Regions from separate parts of the Homo sapiens genome. Here region 1 is linked to region 2. Evidence: chromatin contacts called from ENCODE Hi-C or POLR2A ChIA-PET data. All regions are on one chromosome and are shown on one strand. The core of a region is the stretch at or near the end of the contact, and the rest is flanking DNA. Distances in the headings are between cores, read along the strand shown. Region 1 has its middle 12 kb from the start of EIF2AK1. Region 2 overlaps EIF2AK1 (eukaryotic translation initiation factor 2 alpha kinase 1).

Region 1 (3,101 bases), core at 325-2,824, 45 kb after region 2:
GGCCACTGCGCCTGGCCCACATCTAGTTAACTTTTTTAGTTTTCATAGAGACAGGGTGTCACTATGTGGCCCAGGCCCGTCTTGAACTCCTGGGCTTAAACCATCCATCCACCTAGGCCTCCCAAAGTGTTGGGATTACAAGCATGAGCCACCATGCCCCTCCCAGAATAATCTTTGACCAAATATGTGGGCATTGTGGGCCACCCAAGTTGACACATAAAACTAACCATCACAGGCCGGGTGTGGTGGCTCACACCTGTAATCCCAGCACTTTGGGAGGCCAAGGCAGGCGAATCACCTGAGGTCGGGAGTATGAGATCAGCCTGACCAACATGGAGAAACCCCGTCTCTACTGAAAATACAAAATTAGCTGGGCATGGTGGCACATGCCTGTAATCCCAGCGACTTGGGAGGCTGAGGCAGGAGAATCGCTTGAACCCAGGAGGCGGAGGTTGCGGTGAGCCGAGATCATGCCTTTGCACTCCAGCCTGGGCAACAAGAGTGAAACTCTGTCTCAAAAGAAAAAAAAAATAACTTTGGCAAGTTCACCCCTTGTCAACAGCATCCATGCGCATTTTTAATTTTTATTTATTTATTTTGTTTGTTTGTTTTTTGAGACAGAGTCTTGCTCTGTTGGCCAGGCCGGAGTGCAGTGGTGCAATCTCGGCTCACTGCAACCTGCGCCTACCTCCCAGGCTCAAATGATTCTCCTGCTTCAGCCTCCCAAGTAGCTGGAACTACAGTTGTGCACCACCAAGCCCAGATAATTTTTGTATTTTTGGTAGAAACGGGGTTTCACCATTTTGGCCAGGCTGCTCTGGAACTCCTGACCTCAGGTGATCCGCCTGTCTTGGCCTCCCAAAGTGCTGGGATTATAGGTGTGAGCCACTGCACCCAGACTATATGCATCTTTTTCAACCATGATACAACTATCCACTTGACGTGATACAACTATCTCGTATACAATGAAAACCGCACTAATCTCTTTCCCAGAAGAGGATGTAAGTTTCTTGGGTGATGTTTATGCTTCTCCTTGGTATCTCATAACTTAAATAGTATGCTATAAGGTTAACAATATTGAAATACTATGATATAAAGTCAATATATCTTTTGTTACATAAGAGGATAAGTGGGGAATGAAAACAAAGACATTTGTGATACACACACACACACACACACATCCATCACAAAACAAAAAGAAACATCAACGGCAATTGCAGCTCTCGGTTCTGCAACTGGTGATGGGTCGTAGCTGGTGTTTATAACCATCTTCTTCCACCACACATTCCGTATTCCCGTTCTCCTCAACAAACACCTCAGCTGGCCATGGGTCACCTGGTGTGGCGAACCAAACCTCCTTTCCTGGGCCATTCATAGTCCTGCCAAGATTGGGTTGTTGCAGTTTTCCATTGACTCTAATCATAGGGCATTCTGATACTAAGAGATACCCTAAGCGCTCTCCTGTATTTCAGACATACCCTTTCCTAGCTCCATTGTGGAGTAGCAGTCCAATTTCTCTTTGGTAGTCAGGATTAATCACCCAAGTCAGCCCAGTAACGTCTTTCTTTGCCTGTTGATTCAGAGGCAAGAGGAACTGAAAGTGGCCAGGTGGCACTGAAAAGTCAGTTCAATGAAATCACTGTTGTCAGTCCATTTTCTGTTGCTTATGACAGAATACCTGAAACTGGGTAATTTATAAAGAAAGAAATTATTTCTTGCAGTTATGGGGGCTGAAAAGTCCAAGGTCAAAGGGCTGCATCTGGTGAGGCCCTTCTTTCTGATAGGACTCTGCAAAGTCCCGAGGTGGTGTAGGACATCACATGGCCAGGGGGCTCAGCATGCTAGCTCACACCTCTCCTCCTTTTATTTATACAGCTTTATAGCCACCAATCCCATTCCCATGATAACTCCTTAATCCATTAACCCATTAATTAATTATTATTATTATTATTTTAAGATGGAGTTTCACTCTTGTTGCCCAGACTGGAGTGCAATGGCGCGATCTCGGCTGACGGCAATCTCTGCCTCCCCAGTTCAAGTGATTCTCCTGCCTCAGCCTCCCAAGTAGCTGGGATTACAGGCATGTGCCACGAAGCCTGGCTAATTTTGTATTTTTAGTAGAGACGGGGTTTCTCCATGTTGATCAGGCTCCTCCTGAACTCCCAACCTCGGGAGATCTGCCCACCTTGGCCTTCCAAAGTGCTGGGATTACAGACATAAGTCACTGCACCCGGCCCTAACCCATTAATTTATTAATCCAAGGACAGATTAATTCATTCATAAGGGCAGAGCCCTCATGACTGAATCACCTTCTTTTTTTTTTTTTTTTGAGACGGAGTCTTGCTCTGTCGCCCAGGCTGGAGTACAGTGGCATGGTCTCAGCTCACTGCAAGCTCCGCCTCCAGGGTTCACGCCATTCTCCTGCCTCAGCCTCCCAAGTAGCTGGGACTACAGGCGCCTATCACTACGCCCAGCTAATTTTTTGTATTTTTAGTACAGATGGGGTTTCACCGTGTTAGCCAGGATGGTCTCGATCTCCTGACCTCGTGATCCACCTGCCTCAGCCTCCCAAAGTGCTGGGACTACAGGCATGAGCCACCGCACCTGGCCATGACTCTATCAACTCTTAAAGGCCCCACCTCTAAATACTGCCACATTGGGGATTAAATTTCAACTTGTGTTTTGGAGGGGACAAATAGTCAAACCATAGCATGTCTCCTGGTGGAGGCATTGCTCTCTTTGGAACTAAGACCTCTAGGCTAGCAGAGCATAAGGTTATGGGAACAGGAAGGAAAGATTTAACTAGTGAGCCGTGTGCAGTGGTTCACGCTCAAAGTGTAATCCCAGCACTTTGAGAGGCTAAGGCGGACAGATCACCTGAGGTCAGGAGTTTGAGACCAGCCTGGCCAGCATGGTGAAACCCCATCTCTACTAAAAATACAAAAATTAGCTGGGCGTGGTGGCACACGCCTGTAGTCCCAGCTGCTAGGGAGGCTGAGGCAGGAGAATTGCTTGAACCCGGAAGGCGGAGGTTGCAGTGAGCTGAGACTGTGCCACTATACTCCAGCCTGGGCAACAGAGTGAGACTCCGTCTCAAAAAA
Region 2 (2,870 bases), core at 3-2,502:
TTCTCGTGCCTCAGCCACCCAAGTAGCTGGGATTACAGGCGCTCTCATACAAGCCCAGCTAGTTTCTGTATTTTTAGTAGAGATGAGGTTTCGCCATGTTGGCCAGGCCGGTCTCAAACTCCTTACCTCAAGTGACCCACCCGCCTCGACCTCCCAAAGTGCTGGAATTACAGGTGTGAGCCACCACACCCAGCCAAGGTTTCATTTTATACAAAAAACTTTTGCAAGATAGTAGAAATCCTTACCATAAATACTAAATAACTATGGTCTCTAATAGCTATCTTAACTGAGCATCAGAAAATCCCCTTCATATATGAAGATAAATGTTTATACTTGGTTTCAAGAACCACATCTGTGGCTGGGCATGGTAGCTCACACCGGCTAATTTTTGTATTTTTAGTAGAGATGGGGTTTTACCATGTTGGTCAGGCTGGTCTTGAACTCCTGACCTCATGATCCGCCTGCCTCAGCCTCCCAAAGTGCTGGGATTACAGGCGTGAGCCACCACGCCCAATGCTTGTAACTCTTAGAGTAGACAGGCGGTGGGGAGTCAACCTGCTTACGTGGACAATGAATATAAGCATGCTACTGGTATTCAACCTAGTGCTTGATACAGTCAGGGAACTCTGAGAATGGGTTTAAATATTTTGTTTGCACAAATATGAGTCTAAGCTCGACTATTCACTGAAACAGGGTTCACTATTTATATTGAGACGGAGTCTCGCTCTTTCGCCGAGGCTGGAGTACAGTGGTGTGATCTCAGCTCACTGCAACCTCCGCCTCCCAGTTCAAGTGACTGTCCTGCCTCAGCCTCCCAAGGAGGTGGGATTACAGGTGTGCACCACCACGCCCGGCTAATTTTTGTACTTTTAGTAGATGGGGTTTCACCATGTTGGCCGGGCTGGTCTTGAACTCCTAACATCAGGCAATCCTCCCACCTCTGCCTCCCAAAATCCCATGCCTGGGATTACAGGCATGAGCCACCCCGCCTGGCCAGGATTCACAATTTGAACAAATTCTATTTTAAGCTTCATATTTTCCTCAGCATTTAAAAAAAAAACATGTACAGAGACCATGTCCAGGGCAGCAGCTGCAGCCGGACCCCCACGCCAGGCCACCCCTGCCTCTCCCCGGTGGTCCAATGACTGTGTACTGCGCAGGGAATGCAGCAACCCCATCGGGCACACTCTTCAGCACTACCCGGGGAGGTACCAGGATCATGTACAACTGGAAATTCCCAATAGAGTGCTGAACTCACCAGTGACCAAAACACCCTCGAGGGACCCGCCCACCACTTCCGGGGTCACCAGCCCTGCCAGTGATGAGCCCCCGGCAGACATACAGACAGCCCAGAACAGCAGGCAGGTGGTGAAGGGTCAGAGTTTGACCTGGACATCTAAAGGCCTAGCCATGAGAAGGTGCAAACCCTGCGGGCCCCTCCGGCCTTTCCGGGAAGGAGTCTCACCCACCAGGCCCCAGGAAGTTTCCTACCGGCCTTCGCTGTGGGGTTGGCCCCCAGCCCTCCGCTCCTCTTTGTGAACACCAGCAGATACCTCCTGTGCCTGCTGAGGCCACAGCTGCTACCCCAAGGGGAGTGAGTCCTGCCAGCACACCCTGCAGCTGAGTGCCAGGAAGTGGACGAGAACAAACAGGCCCCGCCTCCAGAACCATCATCTGGCTCTTCCAGCCCCAGCCTCCGGGGGCACCACCCAACCGCTTCCTTCCCCAAGAGAGGCAATAAAAACCACCTTCACTCCAGGACCAAGAGAAAGAAAAGCACATACATTTCCAGAATTTTGGAAAAGTTCACTCTGCAGCAGCTGAATGGCAGATGGTCTCTGCGATGAGTTCCTTCTCGTTAAGTGCTGGATATACTTGGCTTGCACTGGACACCTTTTACGGAGGGATTCCGGCAACTGACCAGTTCTTAAACCTGTTAGAACTTCTGCTCGCTCCATTTCTGTTCCAAACGGCTGAAAGAGCTCTAGCAGGACCACACCCAAGCTGTACATATCTGACTGGAAAAAGAAAAAAAGGGGAACTCAGTAGTGAAATACAAAGTTAGAAGAACGTTTCCATTTCCGTGTTCCACCCTCCAAACAGGAGAGGGTTTCTAAGAATGAGGATATACGGTCACCCACAAGGAAGGGAACAGAGCAGGATAGCTCATCAGTGACAGGGACTTTCACAACCTCAAAAAGGGGCATCCGTGGGCACGCAGAATGGATGGTCAGGTGGAGGGCAGGGATAATCCCCACCCACAGCAGTCACGACCATACAACTGTCTTCAGCACCCCTTAACAATCCAGGCCTGACCCAGGCAATGATGTGAGCTCACGCCTGCTAGTGTCAGCTGCGGGGGAGCCACAGAAGGTCGCGGGTTCTCCTCCGGTCTCACCTCTGCCTCCACTCATTCTTACCAAGTGTCCTTGGTGACATTTAACAAACTGCATAAAATCTGTGATACTACTCCTAAAAACAGATTTTTTAGGAAGGTCTTCACTAAACAAGATTTTAGGGGCAGCCATCATTTTTTCTGACAGCTCTTTCCTAATCACTAAAAAGCTCAATGCGCCATCAAAAGGAAGAAAATTTTACTAGCCTGTTGTTTTGAAAAATGGATTTTAGCATTTCTTCCAGGAACAAGGGAGATTCAAACTTTACAGCATGTTCGTTCTATTTCAAGGGGAGTCAAGGGGCAGGCTTCCCCTTGGTGTTTATTTACCAAAGCTTGAAAAAAACCAATGAGAAGAAAGGCTGAAAACAGGCTTCCATGAATTCTAGCTTCCTGAGGTGAACAGTGATGTTTTAAAGGGAAAGCTCATTTCAAAATCGATTTAGGCCAGGCGCAGAGGTTCATGCCTTAATCC

The links. A loop is a pair of places that touch in the nucleus more often than their neighbours do. ChIA-PET counts read pairs that join two places held with the same protein, here RNA polymerase II (POLR2A). Pooled maps may share reads with other maps.
Region 1: a pooled map shows a loop between it and region 2 (2.1-fold over the local background). The contact joins two enhancer-like sites. A Hi-C loop is called at or near these places in 5 of 168 maps with a recorded cell type or tissue (B cell, CD4-positive, alpha-beta T cell, CD8-positive, alpha-beta T cell and 2 more), 2 of 37 single-sample maps with no recorded cell type and 10 of 50 pooled maps. POLR2A ChIA-PET finds 5 or more read pairs at or near these places in 13 of 52 experiments (A549, CD4-positive, alpha-beta T cell, CD4-positive, alpha-beta memory T cell and 10 more).

What each region holds. Positions count from the first base shown.
Region 1 is chr7:6,069,982-6,073,082 of GRCh38, forward strand. No RefSeq gene overlaps it. Among named protein-coding and RNA genes, the nearest start is that of EIF2AK1, 12 kb to the left of the region's middle. Within about 2 kb of position 1,575, at least 2 of the 41 ENCODE cell types and tissues checked have a DNase peak (open chromatin) inside an H3K27ac peak, as active enhancers do; they include B cell, where a contact is called at or near this core.
Region 2 is chr7:6,024,944-6,027,813 of GRCh38, forward strand. It overlaps EIF2AK1 (eukaryotic translation initiation factor 2 alpha kinase 1), which reads right to left. Exons shown (of 15, transcript NM_014413.4): 14 at 1,785-2,018. Among named protein-coding and RNA genes, the nearest start is that of ANKRD61, 5.0 kb to the right of the region's middle. RefSeq lists enhancers at 1,361-1,861, 1,724-1,773. Within about 2 kb of position 1,253, at least 23 of the 41 ENCODE cell types and tissues checked have a DNase peak (open chromatin) inside an H3K27ac peak, as active enhancers do; they include B cell, where a contact is called at or near this core.